7 separate regions of the Mus musculus genome follow, and all the other regions are linked to region 5. Evidence: chromatin loops called from intact Hi-C (ENCODE). Cell type or tissue: left cerebral cortex. All regions are shown on one strand. Region 1 overlaps Aig1 (androgen-induced 1). Region 2 holds the start of Pex3 (peroxisomal biogenesis factor 3). Region 3 overlaps Aig1 (androgen-induced 1). Region 4 has its middle 8.5 kb from the start of Gm40603. Region 5 holds the start of Hivep2 (human immunodeficiency virus type I enhancer binding protein 2). Region 6 overlaps Adat2 (adenosine deaminase, tRNA-specific 2). Region 7 holds the start of Aig1 (androgen-induced 1).

Region 1 (4,000 bases), 120 kb before region 5:
ATTTATCTACATGCTGAGCTACTGTTTGTTAAAACTTAATTCCCATGCAGTTCTCTGCATCTGAAGAGCCAATGAACATTCTCTGGAGATGAGCTGGCAAACTGACTGAAGGGCTGCCAGGGCTATTTCTGGAGGTGATCGTCACTCTCAGGATTATCCTCTACGCGCCGTTTCTCTAGGGATGCCAGAACACACTTCAGGAGAACTCACTTGACCCCGAAGGTGCTCCTCTTACCACTTCTTGAAAACACCTGTCATACAGAACTCATCAAATGGCATGATAACACCTGCTGCTGTTCGTTTCATTTTTCACATTGTGAGAGCTTTGTGGGCTGAGACAAAAGTCCTTCATCTTTGCATCCACAGAGCCTGCCACGGTCCCTACTTATAAAAACACCATAGGATGATACAAATATGTCCCTTGCCTTCGCTGAGTTGACAGTGAGGCCGATGTATATAACACATTACAGTATGGTACATAGTAATGGAGGTAGTGGATGAGAACATGTTTCCCCTACAACATGTCCTATCTAAGCTGAGACTTGACAAATGACATGAGGAGAGTGAGAAATAAGGCTCAGCCTACTCTGGGAAAAGCAAAACAAGGAGCGGGGGGGGGGGGCAGAGTAAAGCAAGGGACAGGAATGGGAAGGAAGAGGCAGAGTAAAGCAAGGGACAGGAATGGGAAGGAAGCCATGTCCAGAGATGAGCCTGGAAACACCAGGAGGTGATACTGTGTCATCACGAGTTTATAAAGCCATAGCAAAGGTCTTTGTGCTAAAGGAAGAACTGGCCTATTGGTGAGCTAGACAGAGGAGCAGCCCACTGTAGAAACCCTACTGATCCTGGCCTAGAGGGTCCAAATATTGAAGACAGACGGGCCAGTTAGGAAGTAGTTCAAGCAAGCCAGGTACAGGGTTATGTGGGAAGAGAGAAAAGGTGACTGATACACAGAAGAGGAGGCAGGCTACAGAGATGTTAAGGATACTGAGGGAAAGCCTAAAGCAGTATGCTGACCATGGACATGGTTAGCAAGTGGACAAAGAAAACCCATGGCTAATCCTGATGGTCAGCCTGATTGGATTAGAAGGGATTAGATTATGGAAGCACACTTTAAGGATTAAAGTAGGCTTAGGAAGACCTGCCCTACGTGTGGGCAGCAGACGATGTAAAGGACAAAGGGCAGAAAAGCCCATGCCCACACTCCCCACTCCCTGCCCTCTCTCCTGACTCACTCCAATTGGCAAACTGCTGCAATGCTCTCTCCATCACGAGGACCTGAAACCTCTAACATCCTGAGCGAGCTAAATCATCAGTACCTTGAAGTTACTTCTCTCTGGTATTTGTCACAGACGCAGACAGGCGAGGAATACACAGGCCCGGTGGAAAAGGTGCCAATCGCCAAACATAAACAGCTCACTGGAGTTTCCTTATGATGTGTGTGTTCCCTTTTGAGTCTTCAGGGCCCTGAAATGAAGGGACGGACTCACTTGGATGCTTAGATAGTTCCAGACCAGACACCAAAATCCACAGAATGCTGACAATCAAGAAAGCCACATGAAACAGGAAATGTGAAGTGGACATCTGCATAAAGGGCATGAGGAGAGCCCTAAAAACAGCCAGAAGAAAACTTGTGGAACAGAAATACCAGGAGAGGAGAGATGCCAAGGTAGGCAGGGGACCTTCAGAGGACAGTTTAACAGCCACAAATGAAAAAAAGGGGGGCATTTTTTCCACTGGCTCTGGTAAGTAGAAGGGCTATACGCCTTGATATTGAGTGCAGGTTTAATAGGCCTTCAAGGCTAGGAGCCAGTGTGGGATGGGAATTGGAGCTGAGAGACTAAAGTCAGTGAGGAAAAACTTTATTCCTAAAGCATGATGGGAAATAAAAGATAGCAACTAGAGGCAACTCCAGAATATTTTACCCCTTAAAGAGTATATTTTCCAGTCATTTGAGTAGGACTCATTGCCTCCTGAAGGGATTTTCTTTATTTAAGTCAGCTCTACTGACTAGGAAATCAAAGATGTAGGAAGGATGTAAAAGACATGATCCATTTGTTTAGGAACGGTCATTTGCTCAGTATCAATGAACATGGATCAGATACTTAAAGCACGCACTGGTTTCTTCATTCAGCTAACTGTATGTGATACCTCGAGACACTCAGTGCACTTCTCGATATAGTAAGCTACACTCTGCCCACACACATCTGCTCCTTGTAAGGACATCCAAGGTTCCATCTGGACAAGACATTCAGCAACACCTCAAACAACAGAAAGGAGCTCACACCTCCTCCTCAAGGTGAAGGACACTTCCTGTCTTCAAGTTTCAAAATAGTTTCTCTGTTAATGGGCTGCTAAGGATGCCAGCAAAAAAGCAACATTTTGATTGCTAGTAAAGAGAAAGGACCCAAGGAGGAAAGTGGCTGCTGGAAAATGAGCAAGACCTCCACAAAGAAAAATCACAGAGTTTATGCATGCAAGGTTAGAGACCACCCACAGAGATGGAGGAATAGCCTACATTGCTGGGAAGAACAATGTTGGAAAATGTCCATTTTCCCTAAGTTATAGTTTAAGGTTTCTTTGTTATACCAATTAATAGCTTAAAGTCTTTATTTAAAATTTGGCAAGCTTATTCTAACATTAAATGGAAATGAAACAGGCCACAATAATGAAGATAATTGTAAATGAATTATTTGTAACATAAATATAAACAGCAAATTAATTGGCCGCTGTATTTCTTGACTTTAGGTTAATCCCTAATAAGACACAGATAAAGCAATATTTGTTTTAAACTGCACCTTAATAGCGAGCAGCTAAATGATCTACCTTTAGCCTGCTTGATAATCTGTCTCCCAGTTCCATCCCATGATACTTGCATGTTATTAATCTGGCTCTTTGGGCTTCAGATGTGTTTCCATGATCTCTCTCTCTCTCTCCCCCTCCCCCTCCCCCTCCCCCTCCCCCTCCCCCCCCTCTCTCTCTGGACCCCTTCCTCATGGCTCCAAATCCTCCATCTTCTGGCTGATCTGAATCTCCCTCTCTCCCTTTCCCTTTCCCTTTCCTCTGGTTGGCGGATGCCCCACTCTATTCTCTATTCTACACAGCCACTGGGTGATCAGCTATTGAAAAGGTGGAAGATAAATGCTAAGAGTTATTTAAACCAACCTGAGACAAGAAATTCTTGGTATAAGCACCGCAATGCTGTGTCCAGATTGAAACAAGATATGAGGGCAGAGAAATCTGCATTAGAATGGCACAGGGCAATCTTTACACAGTGTGCAAAAACATTATGCCTACAGATAATCTTTAAGAACAAAGTTGGAGGACTAACATGATGGAACGTCAAGCCTGAATTTACGGACATAGTTACTATAAAGTGTGGCATTTGTGCAAGGATAGGGAAATAGACGAGGGGATCAGAAGTCAGACGTTGATTCATAGTAAAGCTACTAGGGAACAATGGAGGCTCATGGGAGCATGGGAGAAAGCAATGACCCCAGACCCCCGTCACACCATACACAAAAACACTGCTTGAGGGACAGATATAAATGTAAGATGACAAAACTTCTGGAAGTCAGCATAGAGAAATTCCCTCATGGTCTTACATAAGATAAATACTACATTAAAGACCAAAAAAAAAAAAAAAAAAAAATTCCCCACAGCAATGAAGTAGATTGATAAATTTGGCTTCAACAAAGTAAAAAATTCAGCTGATCCAAAAAGAGCATAAATAGGGCCAGCGAGGGGGCTTGGTTGGCACAGCACCTCCTTTGCAACCATGGGGAACCGAGCTCCATCTCCAGAGAGTCTATAAGACAAGCCTGCTCTTGTCATTCACATTTGTAACCCCAGTACTTTGAGGCAGAGACAGGAGGACGACCTCCAGAGAGCCTAAGCTAATCAGCAAGCCCCAGGGCAAAGAGAGACTCTGCCTCACAAACAACATGGTGGCACCTGGGGAATGACCGGGAGGTTAACCTCAGCCTACACATCCATGAGT
Region 2 (4,000 bases), 410 kb before region 5:
GTTTCTCAATTTTACAATGGCCTAATAGTAACTATACTGCTGCCATTTCCAGAGGTTGGAAAGGACTTAGTATGCTGTTTAACATATGGTGGGTCCCTAGTACATATATGTGATTAAAATATATATAAATTATACCTATTTAATCATACCGGTCACAATAGTATAATCACTTAATAAATATTTCATATTTCTTAAAATGTAAGATAGGAATTTTCTTACAATACAGAAAAAATATGAACTCTTACAAATAAAACTAGGTAAGTTCAACTCTTTTTTTTTTTTTTTTTTTTCGAGACAGGGTTTCTCTGTGTAGCCCTGGCTGTCCTGGAACTCACTCTGAAGACCAGGCTGGCCTCAAACTCAGAAATTTACCTGCCTCTGCCTTCCAAGTGCTGGGATTAAAGGTGTGCACCATCACTGCCCCGCTCAGGTTCAACTCTTTTTTTTTATTTTCTGAGACAGTGTTTCTCTGTATAGCCCTGGCTGTCCTGGAACTCACTTTGTAGACCAGGCTGGCCTCGAACTCAGAAATCCGCCTGTCTCTGCCTCCGGAGTGCTGGGATTAAAGGCGTGCACCACCACACCCGGCCAGATTCAACTCTTTTAAGACTTTTTGTTTTGCTAAAAAAGCAATAGTGCTTCGATTATACCTTTGAATCTCTTCCCCCTCCCTTTTGTTGTTGTTTTGTTTTCTGTTTGTATGTCTTTTGTTTTTTGAGACAGGGTCTCAATATGAAGCTCTGGGTGTTCTGGACCTTACCTCCAACTCAGAGAGCTGCCTGTCTCTGCTTCCGAGTGCTGGGATTAAGAGTGTGTGCCACCACACCCAGTTTTTTCCTTCCTCTTCATCTCCAAATATAAAACTCTCAATATCGTTTCAAAAAAAACCTATTACTATATGCATATACTCTTTAATTTCTCCTATGATTATTTCTGATCTGCCATTAAGTATTTCATAAACTGTAAGGGTTAGGCTTTTCCCTCTGAAATTGCTAGAGACAATTTTCTTCCCTTAGGTAGAGCAAAAATTTTTCTTTATACGTCTTCCATGACAACTTTATCTTTAGCATATGTATTCTATAATATTGGTACAATTTATATACCTTAGATATTAGAGACTGGAGGTAATATAAAACACATTGTATCTATAAAGTATTTCCTATAAAATATGAACTATTATTCATTTGTGCTATACCTCAGAGATATGCAGAATGTGGTTACTGTTTTACAAATGTCCTAATATTTTAAGTCATATTATGATATATTTATACACACACACACATAGATCAGAGGATAGTGGTAACAGTTCTTAAAACTCAAGTTTTAAAAATTCTTTTAAACTCCCTTTTTGTGTTGTTCAAAAGATTCCCTTCTTAAAATCCCATAATTATTAACTGAGGGTTGTCTTTCCAAGACAAAGGGTTTAAAGCAGTGTGTGTGTGTGTGTGTGTGTGTGTTGCTCCTTCCCTGGGACCCAATGCAGTCAGCCTAGGCAAGCACTCTACCACAAAGTTACAATTCCAGCATCAAGATTTTTATCCTGTTTCTAACTTTCCTCTCAGCCAGTGAACTCAACTATATCACCAAAATGGATCATGACCACAACCTTGCCAGTCCTGACAACACTGCAGAATAAGCACTGTGTTGATATATAGTTTGTACTTTACAATTGGAGAACAGAAATTATCTGCTGTATATTTTACAGCAACATGCTGTTTTCGGTTTACCTTTAAACACCACCTCAAAGAGCAGACTTAAGATAATGGCCCTAGAATATTTCGAAACTCGTGTGAAAGGTTGAAAGCAGAGTTGACAAACAGAATGAAAATCTAACAGGAAAGCAAAAGAAGAAAATTGGAAGGCAAATGTATCTATCTATACGAGAATAGTGCTTTGAAAAGAAACTTCATTGGGGTAGACTCTTGAAGGCCCATGGGGAGAAAAAGGACGGGGGCAGAGTGAGGGGCAAAGGGCACAGAGATCCAGATAAAAGAACTTTAGAGGTTCTTCTTTGACGGTTGAGCCAATCCCTTCGACAAATCCCAGTTTGGTATCAGTGGGCCCTGCCTGTTTTTATAAGTCACCTCTGTCACTCCTTTCTGCCAATGGCCCCTTCTAAAAAGCATGTTGTCACTCACCTCCGAGGACTGTGCCCAGGAAGATGCATTTCTTTTTGTGACGTTTCAGAAAATTCCACATTGATCTCAGCATCTCCAGACCCCGTGTTGTGTGGGTTGCCTAGGGGAGAGGGGCTGGCTCACCGTGTCTTCCGTCCACCTGGCCTGGACCTCCGGCAGCAGCGCGGTGGCGGCGCTAGGTGCTCTCCAGAAACCACAGACGTTTCTCTGAGCAGAGGTTGTGGCTTAAGCGGAGGAAGGGGGCGTGGACTAGAGCGGAGCAGCGACGCTTTCGGTCCCCCAGCCGCCGCTTACTGATCCGGGACGCCTGGGTCCGTCCGCAAATAGCTCCCGGGTGCCTCGTCTTTTCCCGTCCTCCTGGAAGCAAGGTCCGCTCCCGCCGCGTTCCGCTGTCCTCTCTTCTCTCGTCCCTCGGCCCGGAGTCTCTGAGCGGCGGAGGTATGGAGGAGAAGGTGGAGTCCACCACTACTCCAGACGGCCCGTGCGTGGTGTCCGTACAGGAGACGGAAAAGTGGATGGAGGAGGCGATGCGAATGGTGAGGAATCGGGCAGGTGGATGCTGAGAGCGCAAACTTTCTCCCGGCCATATCCTGACCAGAGTAGTTGAGCAAATGTGCCGGGCGCGCTATCTATCATGTCTGAAAATACCTGAAGCAGCAACTTGTTTTATTCTAGGGGGAATTTTTCTTTAGCTTTGTCTCATAGTAATTGGGGTGAAGGGAAAATACAGAAACGGTTCGATTGATGTATTACAGGGAGTCTTATCTGCCGCCTGGGGATGTGTGCTCCCTACCTGCCTATCTTCCTTCCCATGTGGACACATACTTTCAAATCCATAAAGCCACATTATTTTATGGCTTGCTCCCATATAATGGGAGGAAGCTGATGTTTCTGTAAAGGGTCATATCAAAACGTGTCCTGGTACAATCCTCACCGATGATGTGTCTACTCTTTCTACGATACTTTTCTCTGCCCTTGTATTCCCTTCCTTCCTGCGATTCTTATAGATTGCTCATCATGGAGAGCTCTGGTCGTATTTTTACATGTTTTCCCAAGCTTATTACCCATATCGATGTGTGGCAGGGATAGACGTTTGTGGCAGGGATATACATACAAACTATGTATGTATACACAGTTTGATGCTGGGTTTTCATTCTGTGAACATGGAACACCAATTTGTTTACAGCATTGTAAAGGCCTTAAAACTGAGCTCAGCCTTTGGTGTGGGGATATTATTTTTGTTTATTCTTTTACAAAATTAAAATATCTCACCTTTTTATTCTAATGGTTACAGAAGTTCACCTTCATAAGAAATTAAAATCTAGAAGACAGAAACATGTTTTCCACCCCACGCCCCCAGACAAATGGCATAATGCATTCTTTTAATTTTTTAATTAACATCTTTTTTTTTTTTTTTTTTTTTTTTGGTCATCTTTCTCAGAGCTCGGGGTGGGAAGAAGAGAGCCTTTGTTCATCAGTTGTCGAGTTGAGAATTTGTTGGTTTAAGGAAGATCAAGTCACCATTTCAGTGGCAGAGCTTTGGCCTCTTCCAAAGAAGGCCAGCTTCTTAAGTTCAAATCCATCTAAACAGTTAGACCTATTTGACTCAACTCTTTTGCATTTGTGACAAAGGGAAGGGACAGACTGGAAGAAATGGGAGGGGCAATGGAAAGTCTGAGACTGGGTGGAGTGTTGTGGATTTTCAGCCTCAAGCTTTGAACTTGTCCATAGAGGAAATGCATGCACATTTGCATGTATTTGCCCTGGGAAGCAGTTCTTCTCAATCAACCCCCATAGACTGCTTTCCTAGAGCTTCACTTTCTCTCAATGGCCGTTGCATCTGCTCAGCCACTCACCAGCAT
Region 3 (4,000 bases), 180 kb before region 5:
TGGATAGGAGATCATGCCCATAAAGCTAGCACTAAGGTGATAGAGACAGGCAAAGCCCTAGCCCAACTGGTGAGCCCCAGATCAATAAGAAACCCTGTCTCCAAGGAGGTGGATGGTATTCCAGAGAATGTCACCTGAGGGTGTCCTTTGGTCTACACACACACACACACACACACACACACACACACTTGGCAGCTGTGCGAGCTGCTATACCTCTGTAGCCTAGGAAGCTTGTGCCTCACTCTTTCTGGAAACACTCGCCTTCATGGCTTTGCATAGATAGACCTTCCTCCCAAGACACTCCTCAGTCCCTGCAAAGGCTCCTTCCGAGTTTCTCTTCACCACCTCCTCTTCCACCCACCCCTAGTGTAGGCGCTAGCCAAGGCTCCATCCTTAGCCCTTTCTCCCTCTTCAAATCTTGCCTGTATTCTTCAGATCTTCTCCTTCAATCCTAGAGAAAGGTGTCTTGGGAAAAAATGGTCCAAACCATCTTTCACTTACCCAGAAATCTCCCCACACCCGCCTTCAGCTGGTAGGATGAATCTGCACCTTTCTAGTCAGGACACAGGGTATAAATGTCTTCCCTGGGTGACTGCAGTGCCTTCTTTCTCCGCAGGTCAGCTTCGGGAGGATCATACTTCAGTGCTGTTTCTAACACCACACATGCAGTTCCTCTCTCTCTCTCTCTCTCTCTCTCTCTCTCTCTCTCTCTCTCTCTCTCTGTCTGTCCAGCAGACACACATCCAAATATCTTGCTCATGTAAGACCTTCACTAGCCTCTCGTTTCTTGGGAGAAACCCCTAGACAACTTTTTGGTGCACTGGGCTCTTACAGATCAGAGCCTCTGCTTATTTTCTAACCATATTTCTATGACCCCCCCCCCACCACCTTTCTCTCTTCTTTCAGTTATACCCAACATAAATAGAAATTGCTCTTCAAATCATCTTATCACTAAAGATTCCCAACATCATTCCTCCCTCTTTGGAGCATTCCCTTATAATTTTCCTTAAAAGGAAACAAATCAGCACCCAGAACAGTCTCAGGCATAAGGGTGTTATCTGTTGAGGAAACCCCTTTATAAATGGTCTGGTCTCTTACTATGAGTCCTCCTTATTCTTTGATGATGAGAGAATGAGGTTTCTCTGATGAAACCTTTGGTGGTTTGACTAGGTCTGACCCCTATAGACTCATGTGTTTGAATGCTTGACCTATCGTGAGCGGCACAAGTGATGCGAGCCTGCTGGAGGAAGAATGTTACTATGGAGGAGTGCTTTCCAGTCATCTATGCTCAAGCTATGCCCAGCGTAGCACACAGTCTCCTTCTGCTGCCTTTAGACCAAGATGTAGAACTCTCAGCACCATGTCTGCCTGGATGCTACCATGCTTCCCACAATGATGATAATGGACTAAACCTCTGAAACTGTAAGCCAGCCCAAATTAAATGTTTGCCTTTATAATATTTGACATGGTCATGGTGTCTTGTCACAGCAATACAATCCAAACTAAGAAATACCCACTTCCTACTAACCCTGCAATGGTACAGCTCACAGAAAAGCTTCCCCCCTTTCAGCATGAGTAGGAGAAACAAATTTGTTTGTGTGTCTCTCTGCTCTGTGGTATCCTGAGTGTGTCATGGAAGCTTTCCGGTGCTGCTCATTGGAAGCCCCTGGGACTGTCCATGCAGAGGTAGAGTACTTGATTCATAGCAGGTCCTCGCTCATCAAATGTATCTGATAAGTGTTGTCATAACTCCTTGTAAATCGGCATGAACTTTAATATTCTTCCAATACGAATCTGATTTGGGTTGGAAACCCAAAGATGGAAAAATCACAGTCATCATCACCACGTGACTGCACTTCCCTTCTCCCAACCACGGAGGAGCTTCACAGGGGAAAGGGGTCTTTCTGCCTTGTCTGCTTGCGTGAATGCCAAGGACCATCGGGCAGATGACATCTCGCCCATCAAGATTCAGAGTGGGAAGAAATGAGACACGGTTCTCGAGGATTGACTCTTGCAAATAAGCACACGAGGTATCTGCACAGCCTCCCACTCCTCCTCACATCACAGCTCTTTCCCCTCCACTGCCAGTGTTCATGTTGAAAACTTCTAGGGATTCCAACGACTGATTTATTTCTTTGATATTCTTCACGTCTACCACATTTCAACTGTTCAGTCTAGTGTTAAGCACTGCCAGCGCCCAAATAATTCACCTTCAGACAGAATAGAAGGAATGTATAAGCTAGCCTTGAAAATTAATTACCACTTATGTAGCAAAAGTTTTGTGGGGAAACTATTTTGAGTTACAAGTGCTAGCTCATAAAAAAAAAAAAAAATCTGAGGCTTGCCTAACACACATTGCTAGGGGAATGGGAAAGCTGCACCTTTCTATTGTCGTTAAGTTTAAAAACGAATGTGATCTAAAGCAGACCATTTCCTTCCGTCTCCCTCCTCTCTTCTCCTGTCCCCCTTCTCTCCCTTCCTCTGTCCTCATTCTCACCTCTCTTGCCTTCCCTCTCCTCCCACCCATGCTTTCCCAAGCACACTGCTCTCAGGAATCTCCCCCAGTCTAAGCTGCATTGGCGGGAGAACCTCCAAAAATGTGTTAAGACTATGACTCACGTCACTGTAATTCTGCTTATAGGATTTATGGAAAAGCAGTGGGATCCAAGAAAATAAAATAAAAGTTTAAAAATCCCTCTGACAAGTTAAAAAAAAAAACCTTTCTAGGGGAAATAGAGTTATATAAAAGATTTATATTTTGTTTCATGTAGCGCTGAGGAAACCCATATCCCCTGTTAACTGCAGTCTCTAATTAGTTACAGACCATTGAACTCCATAAATATTTTCAAGGATTAATAGCAATTGACACATAGAGTATACTTTTAATCTTTAATAAGTGGTAATATTAATTCATTTTTCCTACAATCTAGAGAGGGTGCCAGTATATTAGTCCCATAGAAATCAAGGCAAAGAAGCCATATTTTGTTAACCAGCCTCCTAGAGTTGAGTGTGGCTGGGTGTTCCATCACAGCTATTGGTCTCTTTGCCACCACTACCATTCAGTTAGCTCCAGCTGTGTCCAAGGTGTCTTACCTCTATGGTTCTTTCAATAAGTCTCTTTCCTTGAACCTCAAGGATGTTACAGAGGCAAATAAATTCAATGGTCCTCAACCGTGCTTCAAAAGCCATGTGCAGGAGGGAACGTTTTAAAAATCCAGGTGGTGTGCTCCTCTCCCCCAGTCTGAATCCATCAGATCTTATGAGGGTGATGCCTGAGCCAGCCAGGGTTGACCACTGTGATGGTTTGTATATTCTTGGACCAGGGAGTGGCACCATCTGAAGGTGTGGCCTTGTTGGAATAGGTGTGACCTGGTTGGAATGGGTGTGTCACTGTCGGTGCGGGTATAAGATCCTCACCCTAGTTGCCTGGGCGTCAGTCTTCCACTAGCTGCCTTTGGATGAAGACATAGAACTCTCAGCTCCTCCTGTGCCATGCCTGCCTGGATACTGCCATGCCCCCACCTTGATGATAATGGACTGAACCTCTGAACCTGTAAGCCAGCCCCAATTAAATGTTGTTTTTTATAAGACTTGCCTTGGTCATGGTGTCTGTTCACAGCAGTAAAACCCTAACTAAGACAACCACCATGAATTCAATAGTGATGAGTTCTAAAAGAGAAAGTGCCATGTAAATTGCTAAAGGCAGATCTGGCTTCTAAGGGGAATGAGTTTTCTGTAAGGATTGTATTTCCTTTAATCATCTACATTGGTATAAAGTCAACTGAAGAAAATAGAAAATGTCTAACAGATACAGTCGTACCCCACATATGGTTAACGCTCCGGCACTTCTGAGAGATGCAGGAAACCTCAGCCTTAAAAGCAGATGATAAAGTGTCATTGTGTTAGAATAGGGTTCATAAAATCTTTACTTGGGACTTTGGTAAGGAGGCCCCTCTTCAACTGGGACCTGTGCAAGGATGTGGAAAGAAGTCTTTCAATA
Region 4 (4,000 bases), 350 kb after region 5:
ATTTTTTACTTCCCTAACAGGCCATAAAGCAAATGAATACGTATACAGTTCTTATATCAATTTAAAAAACAATTATAAGCCCAATTTTATGGTCCCAGTCATCCTTAGAGCAGTCATTGCTGATGACTTGAAAGTCACATCAGCCACAATGACAAGACAGCTTCCAAGCTGCATAGCAAAGGGATAGGATTGCGGTGGACCTATTCTTATCCATTTGCCAACTGCATACTTTTTAACCACAGACCTACTCTTGCGGCACTGGTGTGGACTGCTTAACAGCTGTATGGACATTCATTTATGACAGGCAGCAGACTTCCTCACGTTCCTGTTGAATCAAAGGCCAAGGGGGACAAACATTTCTTTGACTCTTCTCAGTGGATTGACCTGAGGAGAACAGTATGTGATGTTGCTATTGCATTTCTTGCTGTCAGGGACTGTGGACCATGTTGGGAGATTCCACCATTCTGAGACTGAAAAGTTTAAAGCTAGAGGTGCCTGGTGGGAGTCATTCTGGAAACCTTAAAACCCACACTTAGAAAATGCTAGGATGTGCAAATCCATACTGATTTGGACACTATACTAATGTGTCTAAGTCAATGGATAATGTGTATAAGTCCATAGTATTCTATTTAAATGCCATGGCAGAAAGTTATTGTTTAGTTTTATTAATTTCTCCCCAATTGTCCAACATTGTAGCTTTTGATGCTAATTTTTGCACTCACATTGTTTTGACTGCTTTAGATTTCATATTTATTATTAACAGTTATAAACTTAGGTAAAGATTCCATCTCATTATTCTGATGACTTGGAATAAAACCCCATAAACCTAGTCTGTCTTGTGTCTAATATCTGCCTACTATTGTACTTATTCTTGTGTATTTATATTTAATTTCCATTTGCTTTAGATGTTAGGAGCACCATTTTATATGTATATATATATATATATATATATATATATATATATATATATATATATATATGTATATATATGCCCTGGATATGTGTTCTTCAAGAAAAGCCTTCTTTATTATTTTATTAACTATTATATTTGTTTTTTCTTGTATTATATTGTTTTATGCGGACTTGACTTTTCTTGATTGTTATCTCTTGTTTTATTAAAACTTTAAGTTTTGATTTATTCCTGGTTGTTACTTTTTTTTCTGGAACAGCTACAGCTTTATGATTCATTCCCCATTCTCCTTTCGGTCTCATGTTAGCTCAGGGAATCTGAGTCACTCTCAATACTCTCTCTCTCTCAGCACTACCTGACGTTGTCACCTGACACTGTAACCTGAGATGCAAAAGCGGATACCCCAGAGAACTAATTCACTCTGCTTATTGTCAGTTCTACTCCTTAATTATTCCCTTTGCATATTAATTAGAGTTATTAATTAGATTTTTTCCTTCTTTCTGGCTGGTCTGGAAATTGTTATATAAATCAGGCAGGACTTGAACCCACAAAGATCCTCCTACCTCTGCTTCACGTTCTAGGACTGAAGAAATGTGCCACCATGCACACCTTTTTCTTGCGGTTTTAAATTTTAAATTTCTTCCTCTTAATAAATTCTCCCTTTGCCACTTTGTGCTGCCCCCCTCCCCCACCACCACCATGGTGGCCGAATAGTCATGCTTCCTTTAATGCCACTAAGAAAATGACTCTATTTTTTTCTAACATTATGTTCCAAAGGCTAATTTTTCTGTGAATTGTTGGAACTACATTTATATTTACATCCACTGATGAATCAGAAACCAATCTCCAGCAATCAGAAATGAAATGATGCCCCAGGACCATTATTTAGTGTTATGGAGAACTCCTGTTAAAGAAACCAGAGGAAGACTCCAAGATAGCTGGGTCCAAATTGGTTCTCATTCATTGTATCTTCCCTGGATCTTTCGTCTTGCATAGATAAATATGTTCTGCCTAAACCTAAGGTTTTATGTACTCATCTTCGTAGATATCTGTAGTCCTAAGTAGCAAAACCTTAAAAATTGGCAGTTTCTTTTATCAACTATGGAAAACAGATTTTACTTGGTAAAAATATTTGAAAATACAATGGAAAGGTGTCAGACAGGGATAAGTTGTCAATAGAAAGGCGTGAGACTGAGGAAACGAGTTAGGTAACCGTTCAAGAAGACCTTCATCCTCAAATTCCTTAGCCGCCCTCCGTGCTATAACTTACAGTAGATCCCTTCCCAGAACTCCAGCCTGGTGAGTTCCAGGCACGTAGAACAGCTTGTGCTTCTGACTAGTGCTCTCTGAAAAGTGCTGTTTGTTTGAGCTGGATGATGTCATTTCCTGGAGAATTCAGGGAGTCATCGTCTTCAAATTCTTGTTCCAACATTTTTCCAAATGAGCAAGGATTTTCGGCATCATCCTTTAATTTGGGGCTAGCACGACTAAAACATTTGTCATAGCAAAGCCCAACAAACCACAGAGCTCAATGCCAGCCTCCCAGTTTTCAGAACCCAGGAGAAACTTACATCACGTGGTGCTTCTGTAACTGGAAGGGCTGTGAGATGAATTTCAGGTGAGCTTCACATCAAAATGAAGTTAGGTGGCCATTTCATCAACATATTTGGTTTAAAGGCAAATTGGTGAGATCAATTGCCTTTATCAAGATGCCCGATGATGCTTTGTTTGGCTTCCATACTAGGGGAAGTCAGAAACCTGGGAAAACAGACATTGAATTTCAGAGTCTTAAATCCCATCCTGCTTTCCCTGCTTAGCTTGTCCTCTGTCTGCCGTGAGAGACTCTCAGCTTGCAAACTGCAATTCCTGCAGCAGAGTGGGTGTTTATGGGGAGGGTGAACCAAGAGCAGCTCGGAGGAGGAGGTCTGGAAGAAGAATAGGATGTGAATTTCAGAGCTGCGAAATGACTGTCTCCACCCACTTCAGAGAAGGAAGTGGTTTTAGTGACAAACATCTCAGGTGTGGGAAGAGCTGTGATGCCTTTCATTCTGTAGTGTAAGAAGAAAGGCCTCCTCACCATTCAGCTGCTCGAGCTCCCCCACTCTCTCCTCCTTCCTGCCTCCTCTCCTGTTCTATAAGCTCAGTTCTTTAGAAGCAAATCTTGCTGCTGCAGCATTTAATGATGTGCCATTGCTTGGCAATAGTTGGGATCAAAAAAAGAAAAAAAAACCCCAGCTCATCAGCAATTTAGATATTAATCATAGGTTCTGAACTTTAAATAGATGCCTGAACTCTGAAAATAATCTTCGTTAAATGAATACAATGTACTCAAGGAGTTGCAGTTGCAGTTGCAGTTTAAATGTTATCTTGTTCATTTGGCTTCAGTATGTTCTTTGGGGGCGCTTTGCATTTTGGTACTTGGGGTAAACTGGGATTCAAACAGTACTCATTACGCAATGTCTGTGGATTTCAGAAAAATGGACATCTCTGGAGTTGCTCCCCAGCTCCGATTCACCCGCGTTGATGAAGCACTGCTAAACCTGGTGGCTCAGAACTTTATTTAGTGTTAGGTAGGACTCTTATTCAAGAGACCAGAAGGAAGACTGCAAGGTACTTGGCTAGAAATGCAGTTAAAAGACTTTTCCAGAGAGTTGGGTGGGTGGAGGGTGGGGTAGACACTCAGCATTTCTTATGGTTGCTAAGTTACATAAGAAGCAAGATCACAATCAGAATGCTGCCTTGGCAAACGCAGAGCTCAGTTTAAAAGGAGGGTAAGTACGATCGATCCTATAAAGCATTTTTGATAAGAGATGCACAGGCTTGTTTATAAGATGATGCCTTAGGGTTACAAGAGCCAAGAGTCCCCTCATCTACTTGACCAGAGCTCGTGCTCAAAAGTCCAGATACAGCCTTTCTCCCCAAGCTGATGCAGATAGTCTATGGGCAGTACCTTTTATTTCTAAACTTTCAAGTTCTACAGATTTGATATAGCAATCCCAGAAGCTCACTGTCTAGGCTCTAGAGCTACTCCTCCTCGGCTTCTGTAGGACTGACATTGAATGGGATTCCTTTCCATTGGGGCTGTTCTGT
Region 5 (4,000 bases):
GTATAGAAAGGTAGTGAACGTTGTCCCAGTTGACATTCCATAGTTATTGGTGGTTTGCCTGCCTTAAAGGAGAACTATGGTTCAGTTCTTGGGCCAGGAATTCCGGAGGCTAACTTCTGCCCTTCCCACAGGGTCACCTGTTAGCTGGTATTAGCATTGATACATGTTTTCAACAGTTGTCCCTTCAACAATTCAGTCCACAGTTTCTTCCTTGAAGCTTGAAAAATTTCAGACAAAGCAATCATTGAAAAAATGTCGAAGATTGATTAGAGACAATGTTTCCAGTGGTCCTTCCATTGTAGGATCAGAGAACTTCTTAACTGTTTATAAATTGCCTCCCTTTAAAAGTATGTATTTCAATGACTCATTTACCTGCATATAGTCACAATATCCTACTTTCTTTAGCCTTTTAAAATGTGGTTAAGTTTTCAACTAATATTCACTTCACCAAAGCAAAGCTGCCTGCTACTCTCTCTGTTTGCTCAATTTCTGAGTGCTTGGGCAGCTGCTCTGTTGTGTTTGCTGAAAAGAAATTGGATTCTTAAAGAAACGGAGTAATCTTCTCTATTAAGCAATTAAATAAAACGGACTTTTAGCGTGTGGACATGAAAGTGGGAGAAAGAGGGAGAGTGTGGGGGTGGAACTTTTTAAAAATCACATTTGGATTTTAAAAGATGTAACTTAAAATGATGCTTGGTAGATTTTTTTTTTCTATTAAGGCTTTCTAGTTTAAGGCAACGGGCAGCTGAATATCAAGGAACTTACACAATGAAAGGAGAGGTTGCTTAAATGGAAGCAGGCCGAGTTTGAGATCCATTTAAACACACACACACACACACACACACACACACACACACACACACACACACACACACACACAGAATTAAGTTTATTGCATATCTCCAACTTTTCTTCTTCCAAAAGCGACTAAAAGTGCATTTTGTAGAGTTGCTCTTCACAGCAATGCTGTCACAACATGGGGACTCTCATAATACTGTTTATAGGTCAAAACCAAAACCAAAACCAAAACGAAACCAAAGGCGTTTTTCTCCAACTCATTAAAGAGGCGGCCCTTCCTTTTTAATATATTCACTTGTAATGAGAAGGGTAGCGATTTTTTTTTTTAATGTCTTGACATTCGGTAACTGTGAAAACTGTGAATGGAAACCTAAAACATCTTAGTTATTATCTGCCTTAAAGCAGAACCAGAGTTCAAGTCTCAGGCCCGGAATTCCAGAGGCTAATTTCCACCCCTCCCACGGAGTCACCTGCTCCGGGGGAACCCCGGCCAGAAAGCCGGGTCGCGCCAGGTCAAATCTTGTGCGTCTCTTGTTTACTCCGCCCCGGGCAGGGCGGCGGCGCGGACAGGCGGGTGGGGAGAGGGTGCTACGGCCCCGGGAGCTCCTGAACGCTCGAATCCAAAGAGTGGGCGGCGCGCGGTCGAGCTCCGTGGAGAGCCCACCCGGAGGAGGCGCTCCGGGCGCCGGCACCGCCCAGAAGCCAGTGTCTGCGCTCCAGCGCAGCGACCTCTTGGGAACCTCCCTTGAGGGTGCACACGAGTCCACACACGCTGGGTAACGGCCCGAGGGAGCCCCGGTGTCCCCCGGGTGTTGCCGGGCTGGGGAGGAAGCCAGAGTCCCGGCCCCTACTCGCTTGGGATTCCCTTCCCCTCCCCCAGCCCCGCCCAGCTCTCCCAGGGCTGGGTGTGATTTCAGTCCCTAGCAGAGAACCAGAAGCGCGCAGCTGGAGGTGGCAGCTCGCCCCCTTTCCCCCGCTCGGCCCCCCAGGAAGCCGGCAGCTGCTCCCCGCACCGCTGCCCTAGCCTATTTGAATACCCAGACGAGGGCGGGCGGCTTCCTGAGCAGGGTGCACCCGGGGCGCCCTGGGGAGTGACCCCGGGGAAAGCAATTGGGGCGTTTCGAGCTCGTGAAAACTTCGTGCTTCCGCCCCGGCACGGAAAATGCTAGTGAAACACACTGTGAGCTCCAGGGGCTGCAACATAATTCCCCACCACCACCCGAATTGTTAACAAAATCGTGAGTGCAGCTGGAGGGTGAAGAGGCGAGAAATCCTTGGTACGCGGGCAAAATGTAAGGATCCCACAGATCACAAGGAACCAGTACGTGGGAAAGGGGGCTAGAGAGGGAAGGGAATGGGCGCGAAGGAGGTTTCCACACCCTAGTAGGAAATTCTCAGACCGCTCCAGACTCGCCAGTGTTTCTGCGTGGCAAGCCGATACCCGCTCTCAGCGGAGATCTCGGCTCCGAGGCAAGAGAGCGCGACCGCGACCTTCCCTCCCCGCGCGCCCGCATCAGGGCCAGTCCGGGTCGCACATCCTTCGCCCCGCTGGCCTGCTCCAGACTGGTTTTTCTGGTTCAGCCTCCCTCCCAGGGACGCGCTGGGGGATCCGATGACGTCGCTGGCTGAGTCTCTCCCTCTTCCTCCCTCCCTCCCCTCTCCCCCGCCCGCCCTCGCCGCGCACTCCTCCTAGTAACTTCTGTTCGGGGAGGCGCTGCCAGGAATAACCCGGTGCGTCCACAGCCCGGAGGGGAGGTGGCCGCTGCGGCTCCCGCACGCCGACAAACTGCGGCCCGGGTCCTGCGGCTCAAGCCCCAGCCTAGCGGCCCTGGCCCCCGCCCTGGCTCCATCTCCTAACAGTGTCCGAAAATAAATAAATATATAAATAAAGACAAGAGGAGCCTGGGCTGGCGGTGGGGATCGCCTCCCTCCCTCCTCCCTCCCTCCACGCCCGCCCTCCCTCTGTCCTTAAGGAAATGCTACCAGACACCCCCCACCAGACACGCTCAGCCTGGGCGAGGAGCAGCCGCCGCAGCAAGAACAAGGGCACCGGGGGGCTTTCCTCCCCTCCTCCTCTCTCTCCTCTTCCTCCTCCTGCGCTGCGGTGACTTTACAGGTGAGCGGCCGCCGCGGCTGCGAGGATCCCCCCCACCGCCCGCCGCGTCGCGCCCTCCTTCGGCCGCTGTCACCCGGACTGCCGGGAGCTGACAGCCGCCCGAGGGGCTCGCGGCCGGGAGGCTGGCGGCCGGCGGGAGGCGGGCTGGAGGTGAGGGGGTGGAGAGCTGGAGAGCGGGGCGCCGCCGTGCGCTGTCTCTCCCCGGTGGAGGAGGGTCTCCGCAAAAAGAGAAAGAAAAAGGAAAAAGAAAAAAAAAAAAAGACATCTTCGGTGACTGTGGCACAAGTATTTGCCAAGTTGAGTCTTGGACATTGAAGCTTGCCCGGAGCCCGAGCAACTTGAAAGGTCCTCTGGCTGGGTAGCAGCCTCCCTCCACGCTTCGACTCTTGGGTACTGGGTGCAGCCCTGGGGTGCGTGGAGGGCGCACCGGCCGCTGGCAGAGCAGAGCGGCGGGAATCTAGGTCCCTTCTCGGCTCGGTAAGTGGCCTCGGTTCTGTGTTTTTCCTGCCTGCACCAGAGATCGAGCTTGTTTCACTTTACCCTGAAATCGCCTTCGCCCAACTCCATCGCCCCCTTCGCGGCGCGCGCCCCCGGCCGCTTTCCTGGTGGCCCAGGGGTAAGGGTCGGAGGAGGCGGGGATGGGGGAGACCTAAGCAAGGGGGGGGGGGTCGGGCGCATTAGGAAATGCGGGGAATACCCTGGCCGAGGTTCTATGCAGATGAGGGGAGGCTGCTTTGCGTAATGTCCTGGGGGGAGGGGGCCGCGCGGGAGCGCTGGAGGCAGGAATGTGCCTGGTTACTAATGAGGGACGTGCACCGGCGCGCACCGCCGGGCCACCGCTGCGGCTGCCGCGGCCGGCGGTCCGTTGTCAAGTAGCGGGGGAGGGGGCGCGGCGCGGCGCGGGGCTGGGGGCGGTGCGGGCGGGAGGGCGAGCGGGCGAGCGGACGGCAAGGGCCGGGCTGCCGGCCTGCGGCCGAGCGAGCGCAGCGGAGGCGCTGGCGCTGGGCATTTCTGTGACTCCTTTCTCCTCCCGAGCGAGGAAGGAAGGAAGGAGAGAAGGAAGGAAGGAAGCGAAGAAGGAGGGGA
Region 6 (4,000 bases), 400 kb before region 5:
AGACCTTCTACAAACAGGAGAACCCAAATGGTGAGTTTTCTCCTGGTGGAGTGTCTCACCGAAACACGACTCGCTGTGACGGAAGCTTCCTATCCCTTGCTTTTCACTTAGCTGACTTTTTTTTTTTCCTTTCAGCGCCAAAATCAAAAGTTCGGAAAAAGGATTGTCAGAAATCCTGATTCTGTAATGATCAACGTCTAGTACAGTTTGGAGACCTGGACAGAATTCCTGACCGAGAGCCGCTGACGTCGCTGGTCACGTTTATATGTTATTACTGTGTGTAAAAATGGTGTCGCTCGTCATTTGCTCTGTTAAAGGAACAAATTAGCCCTTTTAAAAATGTCTGGCAATGTAAACAACCGTGAGCTCTTCCACCAAGCTGAAAGACTATTTCCAGGAAGGGGCGGGATTAAGGTTGAGGTCCCAGAGATCCGCAAGCAGCGCCGCCCTTCACCCACAGCCTCAGTTAGCTCTGGCTTAATGAAGCTTTTTGTGGCTGTGAAGAGGGCCAAGTGGTGAAATGCTTGCCATGCAACCATGAGGATTGGGTCCCCATCAGTGCCAGGTGGGTGGTTTGGTGGCCTGCCTGTGATTCCAGTGCTTGGAAAACAGAGATGGGCTTCCGAGATCCCAAAGCAAGCTCTGGGGTCAAATGAGAGATATTGCCTCGATAATTCATGTGAAGAGAGATCTAGGAGGAACCTGGTGTCATCCTTAGGCGTCACGTGTTCATACGTCAACCCAGATGCAGGCACATCACACGTGACACCGTGACACACCTACACATGCCAAACAAAAAGGGACAAATCTCTGGAAGATTGATCAAGATCAAAACAGGAAGTAGAAGAAAGAGAGAAAGCTTTGACATTTTACTGAGTGCATTCAGACCAGGTCCTGCACCGGACTCCACAGCACAGGCACCTCCTCGGGCTTGTCCTGACTTGTATTGACTTTGTATATGAATGACCAGGCATGTCCAGGGTTCATGTGGGTGTGAGGCAGAGGCGACTCTCAGGTGCTGTTCCTTAGATGCAGGGCCACCACTCCTTCCTTCCTGCCTTTTTTTTTTTGAAAGAGAAGATTTCTTGAAATTTACCATTCAGCTAGGTAGGCTGTCCAGGAATGCCCGGGCTCCACCTGTGGCCTCTAGTACAGGAATTACAGGCATGCACCACCATGCTCCCTCCCTCCCTCCCTCCCTCCCTCCCTCCCTCCCTCTTCTCTTTGAAATGTGAATTTTGGAGCTTGAACTCAGGTCCTCCTGCACTTGACTGACTGAGATAGCTCCCCAGCCCTAGAACAATTTTAAAGAGTATCTAGATAAAACAGATGCTTATAAAGCAAGTGTTTGAGTCGTTTTTAGAAATATCATAGCATATTGCTACAATAAAGTTTTATTCATTGCCCTCTTTCAAGAGGAATAGACTTTAAATAGTGAGTGCTGGACAGATGGCTCAGGAGTTAAAAATAAATACTGCTTTTCCAGAGGATACAAGTTTGGTTGCCAGTATCACCTCTGGGCAATTTACAATCTCTAATTCCAGTTCCAGGGGAACCAGTACCCTCTTCTGGTTTCTGTGGGTACCAACACTTACATGTGCACACAATTCTACTACAGACACACACACACATAAAAGTTCTCAAGGAGAAAATTGAAAGTGGAGTAGTTCCTTACCATGGAGCAACTACTCCTTTAACGTCCATTTCTTCCCTTACTCTCAGAACAAAGACCTTATATTCTTCAGAGCGAGAAATGAAAATAGTCCGTTATATAATTTGCTGGAGGATGACACTTACTGCTGGACATAATGGTGCACACTGCAGCCCCACTACTGGGGAAGTCGAGGCAAACGAATCATGAACTCAAGGCCTGGGCTATGTAGGGACCACCAGCCCTCCCCCTCACCCCCTCCCCTGCCAACGCCCCAGTTAGAACCAGTTGCTGGTCGGAATAAGAATGCAGGAATGATGGTTACAAGATTGCATAAAATGATCCATTGAATCCGAAATAACAAAGCTATTACTCTTTTCAAATGCGGATGATGAAGCTTAAATTGAGTATCTAAAAATTTGACCTCTCAACAAAATCTCTGATAAGGGTCACTGGAGCAAGGTGCGGCTTTTCCGCGCCGTCCTGGGCGCAGTGTGCCTCTCTGCCCAGAAGGGGGCCTCGCTGTTCCACCACAAGGCCAGTGCCAGCGCAGCCTCAGTTTCTTCAGCGCGTTCAAGTCCTTGATGCAAAGCGGCTGTGTTTGTTGACTCTGCCATTTGAGCGCTGTCTCCGACTTGTTTGTTTTGAATTACATTACAGGCTGGAATGTGATTGTGGCGGTAGTATTTTTAAATTGCCCGGGGGAGCAGCTAATCACAGTTACATGCTTCAGAGGATTTATAATTGCGTGGTTTTGTGCGCGCGTGTGTTTTTAACAGCATTTCAGAAGTTTTATGAGCGAAGAGTACGCAGGATTTTAAATTTACAATAATGGTCTGTGCACCTTCTCTTCGGTTTTAGCTACTTTAAAGACTCTCTTCTCATTAAGTTTTAGTGCCTTGACTAGTGTGTTCCTTTCTGCAGTTGGTCATAATTCATTCCTGGCTCCCGTGCTCTCCTGCAGGCAGACATCATTATATGTACTGACTTCATATCATTTGGGGGGAATTATTTGTGCTCGAAACAACCTGAGATCTTATCTTTGTAGAGTACCATCAGATTATTCTGGCTCATGATAAACCTTTAAGAGTAAATTTAGCTTGAATTTAGGGAGAAAATAATAATAATAATAATAATAATAATAATAATAATAATAATAATAATAATAAAGGTAAAAGCATAGAGCCAGAAACATGTGGCCGTTATTTCATCCGAGAGACAAGAACTGCTCAGGAAGCAGAGAGGTAACCAGAAAATAAGGCAGTGTACGTGTTTTCCCTTTCTGGTTTTAACAGATGGCTAAGTAGCATTTCCTAGTTCCTAAGCAGGGCTGAATGGTTTCCTTTCCATTTACCACCTTTAAAATTCTCTTTCCAGTCACTGACAAAAGAGCTTTTGCACACAGGCATAGTTTCCTGTGGAAAAATCGCTGTGGGTCGATTGCTGTAGTTAGGGATTAGTGCTGCCACCTCAAGATCACAATGGATGTCATAGACACCAAATGTGCAGAATTCAAAAGCCACGTCCACATGTCGGTGAGGAGCTATAGATATGTACATAGCAAAACTGTGTGTGTTCAGTGTCTTCCAGTAGGCTCTGCTGTAGTGTCGAACACGGAGGCCCACCTCAAAAGCTTGCTTGAAGGGACCAAAAAAGAATCGTACTTCGTGCATGAGATAGTTAGGAAGGCATAGAACATAGACAGCCTGTAGAGCCATGTGCCCTGCTAAAGAGAAATTGGGGAGAAACTGTCACATCTAAGCTGCTGGAGTATCCCAGATTACTGGGTCCAATCAGCGATGAAAAGTCATGTCAAGATATCTTTGCACTTCCCGACTTGTACACTTGAAATATGAAGAAAACAGCCAGCGACCCAGATGTAGGCAAGATGGCTTGTTTTTCTAAGGACCCTCCTTCCCTATTTGTAGCCCAGGCTGGCTTCAGACTTACTATACAGCTGAGAGTGGCCTTCAATTTCTGACCCTCCTGCCTGTCTAGTGTGCAGGCATTATAGGTGATTGCTACTTTTGCTGGGTTTGTCGATGCTGGGGAATCAGTCTCCAGGCTTCATAAAATGCTAGGCAAGCACCAGGCAATTGAGCTACATCATAGCCCTTTCTTCAGTTTTTTTGTTTTAAAGTTACGCCATACGTTCTCCGGGTCCTTTACCCGGAAGCACTTCGGTATTTATGCATAGAGTGCTGCCTCTCCGCATCGACACTCCCACTCTGTAACTATTGATTTGCTTTAAAGGCAAGGCGCATTGGTGTTCCCGTTCAGCCAGTTGGCTCAGATAACCCTGGGGAGAATTCCCTCCTGTGAAGCTAGCTCCACCCTAGGGCTATGCTC
Region 7 (4,000 bases), 97 kb before region 5:
CCCCCAGTTCCTGATGACCTCTCACCCAGTGACCTGCTTTCTCCTCCCCCACAAGAACCATGAAAGGCAAAGGCCCAGAGGAATGGTGTTCATAAAAGCTATGGCTCCATCTTCGGTCACACTCAAATGACCAGCTCAGGGGAAGAGCTGATTCAGGAATGAGAGAAGACCTTGATACAAAAGGAGTTCTGCTCGCATTGCATCCCAAAGGGTTCTGAAAGCCTAGGCACTTTTTGTTTGTTTGTTTGGTTGGTTGGATTTTGGTTTTGTTTTGTTTGGTTTTGGTTTTGGTTTTGGTTTTGGTATTGGTTTTTCAAGACAGGGTTTCTCTGTGTAGCTCTGGCTGTCCTGGAACTCACTCTGTAGACCAGACTGGCCTCGAACTCAGAAATCCACCTGCCTCTGCCTCCCAAGTGCTGGGATTAAAGGCGTGTGCCACCACCGCCCAGCTCACATTTTTTTTAATAGTATGTGGGCATCACTAATTTAAGTTCACTCTTAAGAAGATTCCTGGTGACTTGTCAGCATCCTAAATGCTTTCTATGCATAACTATCAGAGCCTTGGGGCTACTGAAGATTGAGTATACTCTGTATATGCGAACATCTGCTTGCTGTACCACACATCTGGCAAAGCCAGTCTCCACTGACTAGCCAATCAGCCCATCCAGGCAGGTACTCCCAGAGTTAGCCATCTATATGAAAGCTACAAGAAGCTGAGAGCAAAGTCCTATCATGTGTTCTTCAGGTGGGCAGACAGTAGGAGGAAAAAGACGCTGGTAGGGAATGCATATATTCAGACGGAAGTTAATTCCAATAAGAAGTTGAAAAGCCCAACTCAGGCAGGCAACACCAGGCAGCCCTTTGCCTAGAGGCAGGTGGGAAAAGTTGCGTATATCTTATATATTGAAAATAGAAGGTTTTTTGAAAACATCTACCTGTATCTCTTTAGGCATCTTACACCGACGGAACGATATTCAAATAGGTTCAAATTTGTCAAAGTGGAGGGTCAAGAAAATTTGTGCCAACCTTGTGATTGCACCAAGCTTATGCATAACCTCAGAGTCTTTGCGTTCCAGGAGTTGATTGTATGTTTTTCTCCGTGATCTTTTAATTGCTTGTGTTTCCATACACGACCCTTGTTTGATAACCTTTGAATGTATTTATGACTTAGTCTTGGTGACTTTTCAAAGCTCTACACCTACCCCAAGTCATTACAAGGCATTGTGCCCTCTGATTATCTACAGGAGTGCTTTCGGTACCCAAGGTATAAAAACTTAAAAATAATTATCGTTGTCTGCTCCTCTTTAAAATTATCACGTGTCAACAGAACAGATGATTACACAAACTGCAGGCTTTCAATGTGAACGACTAGAAGTTCAGTAGTTGCCAGGTGGAGCCTCACCGTGAACTGCTCTCTCAGTGTTTCTAGAAAGAGTTTTAAACAAATTGTTGACAGTGGGCAGAAAAACATGTGCAAGGGTTTTTTCCTATGGGGCGATTTCCCTCCTCCGGAAGGAGGTGTGTTTGTGTGTTTCTAAGCCATGCTCCATGGAACCAGACAATACTCATGTCTCCTTTGGGTGCTGCAAGTTTACCTTTGCATGTGGTTCTGGAAAACACTTCGGTGGAGAATTAATCTGAGGGCACTCATGATCGGGGCCAACAGATGCTTTTGGTGGCACAATCCTATTCCCTGGTCACTTCTTAGAAGCAGGCCTGTGCCCGTTTGGCTGTACTCCCATGTTTTCCTCCTCTACCTACCAGGTAAAGGTGAGAAGGGCATCCAGGCCTTCAGTGGAGCCCAGCGTGGCTGTTGGTGGCCAGCACGCGTTGGTGCTCCCGTGACACACACACAGGCACAAACACGCACACACGCACAAACACGCACAAACACGCACGCACGCACACGGGGGTGCAGCCCACGGCCTTACCAGATCAATGAAGGTCAGGAACTTCCAGCTGCCTCCGTAGGTCTGATGCGAGGGCATTTCGATGGCCTTGTAGTTGCACAGGATGGAGCAATAGGATAGCAGGATTGCTACCCGCAGCACCTGGCAGGGGACAAGCGCCATGTTCGCGCGGCCTGGCCCCGCCGGGCTGCTCGTGGGGAGGGCAGGCGAGCTGCTCCGCGGTGCCGGGCGCCGTGGGAACCGGGGCGCGGCGCGGCGAGGGGCGGAGCGCAGGAGGCGGGGCGCGTCCCCGGGGACAGTGGCGGCGCCGAGCGCACCGGAGACCTGCGCGGGCGGGGCGGCAGTGCAGCCTACGCGAGCTGGCGGCCTGGTGTCATCTCTGGCGTCATCTGCGTCATTCTGCAGCGGCGTTCGTCGTACCGGCCGGGCGCCCCCTAGGCGGTCCGCGAGGTCCACCCCCCCCCCCCCCCCCCGGCCTCCAAGGTGGGAGCGCCTTTCGGGCAACCACGGTTCCAGACGGGAAGGACCTGACCGAACCGGTCCGGACCCGGCATCCCCGGGCAGCTGGTGCTGGCTGCCATGGCACCAGATGGGGTCAGAACGTGTAAAGCCACACACAGTCCCCCTCCAGTGACACCCATTACTTAGGATTCAGTTGAGGGTTTAATGTTAATGAGCATTTATGACTGTGAAGCCCCTTATAAATTTCACAAGGCTTTAATAATTTATCAGTATGCACGAGCTTTGAACAAATTCTTTTTTAAACTTTTTATTACGTCTTGTGGGTATATGCATGTACCACAGGACAAACGTGGAGGCCAGAGGACAGCTCAGGTGTGAGTCCCCTCCATCGAACTCAGGTCATGAGGCTTGATGGCAAGCTACTTTAGCAATTACTGACCAGGGCAAGTTTTATAAATAGAAATCTGTGCTGATTGCCATGACTGCTACGAGACAGCATTCCATTTGAAAGTCAAACCACCCGGAGGATGTAAACCTCACCCACGCATGTGTGATTTAATACAAATCTTTCGGAGTTAAAATTCCTTTTGCACTTCGACATTTCCCAACCCACCTCCCTTATACTACCGCACCAGAGCTGAATGGGAGGAAAGTAAATATAAACTGGATTCCCTCAGCCTTCCAGTAAATGTTGTCACAGGGAAGTTGCAACAGTCTGTGGGCAGAGTAGGGTTTTTGTTTTCTTTTAAATCATGATCATGTTTCAACCAACCAGATAAAGGGTCCGGTTATGAGAAGACCACATGAGTATTTCCTGTGGATCCATTCAAAACAGGTGTCCCATTCAAATAGTCTCTGAGTCAGAGGGTGTGGTGGGAAGGTCTAGGGGAAAGCATAGTCTCAGAGGTAAAGAGAAGCAAACAAATCCGACTCGTAGTTTTTTCCACTCCACTAGGGAAGAGAGCCACTAGGTCTTTTTAATTGACATAATTATGCTGAAAGAAACTGAAATCACAAGATGATATTACTAGCATAAAGCATTCTTCACTCAGAATTTATGAGTTCATACTCATGTTTAAACAGGATCTATTTGCGTGTGTGTGTGTGTGTGTGTGTGTGTGTGTGTGTGTGTGTGTGTCCTTAATGAATGTTCATATAATTACAAGAAAAAATGAATTTACTGAAGCCCTCTCACTTGGGCCTAATGAAGTTTTATAAAGTGATGTGATATTACAAAGTTTGATACAACCCTCCTACTTTACATTTGAGAAAGTAGTTCACAAGATTTCTACCCATTCCCATAATTATAAAGTATTGTTTTATGAAGCTATTTAAGAGTTTACTATGGAGAATTTTTGAATAATTACTATGACATCAAGAGTTCTGTTGCTCTCCCTGCCAATCCCCAGAGGGGTGTTTTGAGACGATTTTAACAGACTTGCTTTCATTATCTTGATTGATTATCTTCTTGTGAGATGATTTTGTGTTTTTAATAATGGAACATTTTATATAAACCTGGGCTGAAATTGTGCTTCATTAAAAATGTCAATCCCAGATTCTTGAGATTCTTGATCATATTTTCATAGCGTGTTCAATGGGTTTCATTTTGCTTTATAAAATATTTTTTA

Evidence for each region. Peaks named below come from ENCODE experiments on the same cell type or tissue, not always from the same donor. Only the 100,000 strongest peaks of a DNase experiment are listed, where the experiment ranks them.
Region 1: a loop joins it to region 5, with 5 times the contacts of the local background. A loop is called at or near these places in 4 of 42 quality-filtered maps.
Region 2: it touches region 5 in a loop (5-fold over the local background); 20 of 42 quality-filtered maps call a loop at or near these places.
Region 3: a loop joins it to region 5, with 6 times the contacts of the local background. A loop is called at or near these places in 3 of 42 quality-filtered maps.
Region 4: it touches region 5 in a loop (9-fold over the local background); 8 of 42 quality-filtered maps call a loop at or near these places.
Region 6: it touches region 5 in a loop (4-fold over the local background); 22 of 42 quality-filtered maps call a loop at or near these places.
Region 7: a loop joins it to region 5, with 5 times the contacts of the local background. A loop is called at or near these places in 21 of 42 quality-filtered maps.

Annotation. Positions count from the first base shown.
Region 1 is chr10:13,842,862-13,846,861 of GRCm38, forward strand. The region is part of intron 1 of Aig1 (androgen-induced 1); the gene reads right to left. Among named protein-coding and RNA genes, the nearest start is that of Aig1, 24 kb to the right of the region's middle. In left cerebral cortex, no CTCF peak of the experiment used is centred here; DNase peaks (open chromatin) are centred at 139, 1,843 and 2,222; H3K27ac peaks cover 381 bases.
Region 2 is chr10:13,550,688-13,554,687 of GRCm38, forward strand. It overlaps Pex3 (peroxisomal biogenesis factor 3), which reads right to left and starts at 2,455. Exons shown (of 12, transcript NM_019961.3): 1 at 2,139-2,455. The coding sequence starts at 2,211. It overlaps Adat2 (adenosine deaminase, tRNA-specific 2), which reads left to right and starts at 2,220. Exons shown (of 6, transcript NM_025748.4): 1 at 2,220-2,674. The coding sequence starts at 2,579. In left cerebral cortex, no CTCF peak of the experiment used is centred here; a DNase peak (open chromatin) is centred at 2,477; H3K4me3 peaks cover 1,835 bases; H3K27ac peaks cover 1,117 bases.
Region 3 is chr10:13,780,375-13,784,374 of GRCm38, forward strand. The region is part of intron 3 of Aig1 (androgen-induced 1); the gene reads right to left. Among named protein-coding and RNA genes, the nearest start is that of Aig1, 87 kb to the right of the region's middle. In left cerebral cortex, no CTCF peak of the experiment used is centred here; DNase peaks (open chromatin) are centred at 363, 2,131 and 2,560; H3K27ac peaks cover 510 bases.
Region 4 is chr10:14,311,901-14,315,900 of GRCm38, forward strand. No RefSeq gene overlaps it. Among named protein-coding and RNA genes, the nearest start is that of Gm40603, 8.5 kb to the right of the region's middle. In left cerebral cortex, no CTCF peak of the experiment used is centred here; DNase peaks (open chromatin) are centred at 2,365, 2,873 and 3,523; H3K27ac peaks cover 2,638 bases.
Region 5 is chr10:13,963,307-13,967,306 of GRCm38, forward strand. Hivep2 (human immunodeficiency virus type I enhancer binding protein 2) reads left to right here and starts at 3,073. Exons shown (of 9, transcript NM_010437.2): 1 at 3,073-3,391. In left cerebral cortex, CTCF peaks have their summits at 1,526 and 3,004; DNase peaks (open chromatin) are centred at 1,450, 1,687, 2,445, 3,113 and 1 more place; H3K4me3 peaks cover 3,093 bases; H3K27ac peaks cover 3,081 bases.
Region 6 is chr10:13,562,680-13,566,679 of GRCm38, forward strand. Adat2 (adenosine deaminase, tRNA-specific 2) reads left to right here. Exons shown (of 6, transcript NM_025748.4): 5 at 1-30; 6 at 136-697. The coding sequence ends at 179. Among named protein-coding and RNA genes, the nearest start is that of Pex3, 12 kb to the left of the region's middle. In left cerebral cortex, a CTCF peak has its summit at 2,154 (motif pointing right); DNase peaks (open chromatin) are centred at 1,511, 2,201 and 3,109; H3K4me3 peaks cover 520 bases.
Region 7 is chr10:13,866,687-13,870,686 of GRCm38, forward strand. Aig1 (androgen-induced 1) reads right to left here and starts at 2,271. Exons shown (of 6, transcript NM_001347362.1): 1 at 1,932-2,271. The coding sequence starts at 2,072. In left cerebral cortex, a CTCF peak has its summit at 2,311; DNase peaks (open chromatin) are centred at 1,462, 1,879, 2,238 and 2,931; H3K4me3 peaks cover 1,868 bases; H3K27ac peaks cover 1,689 bases.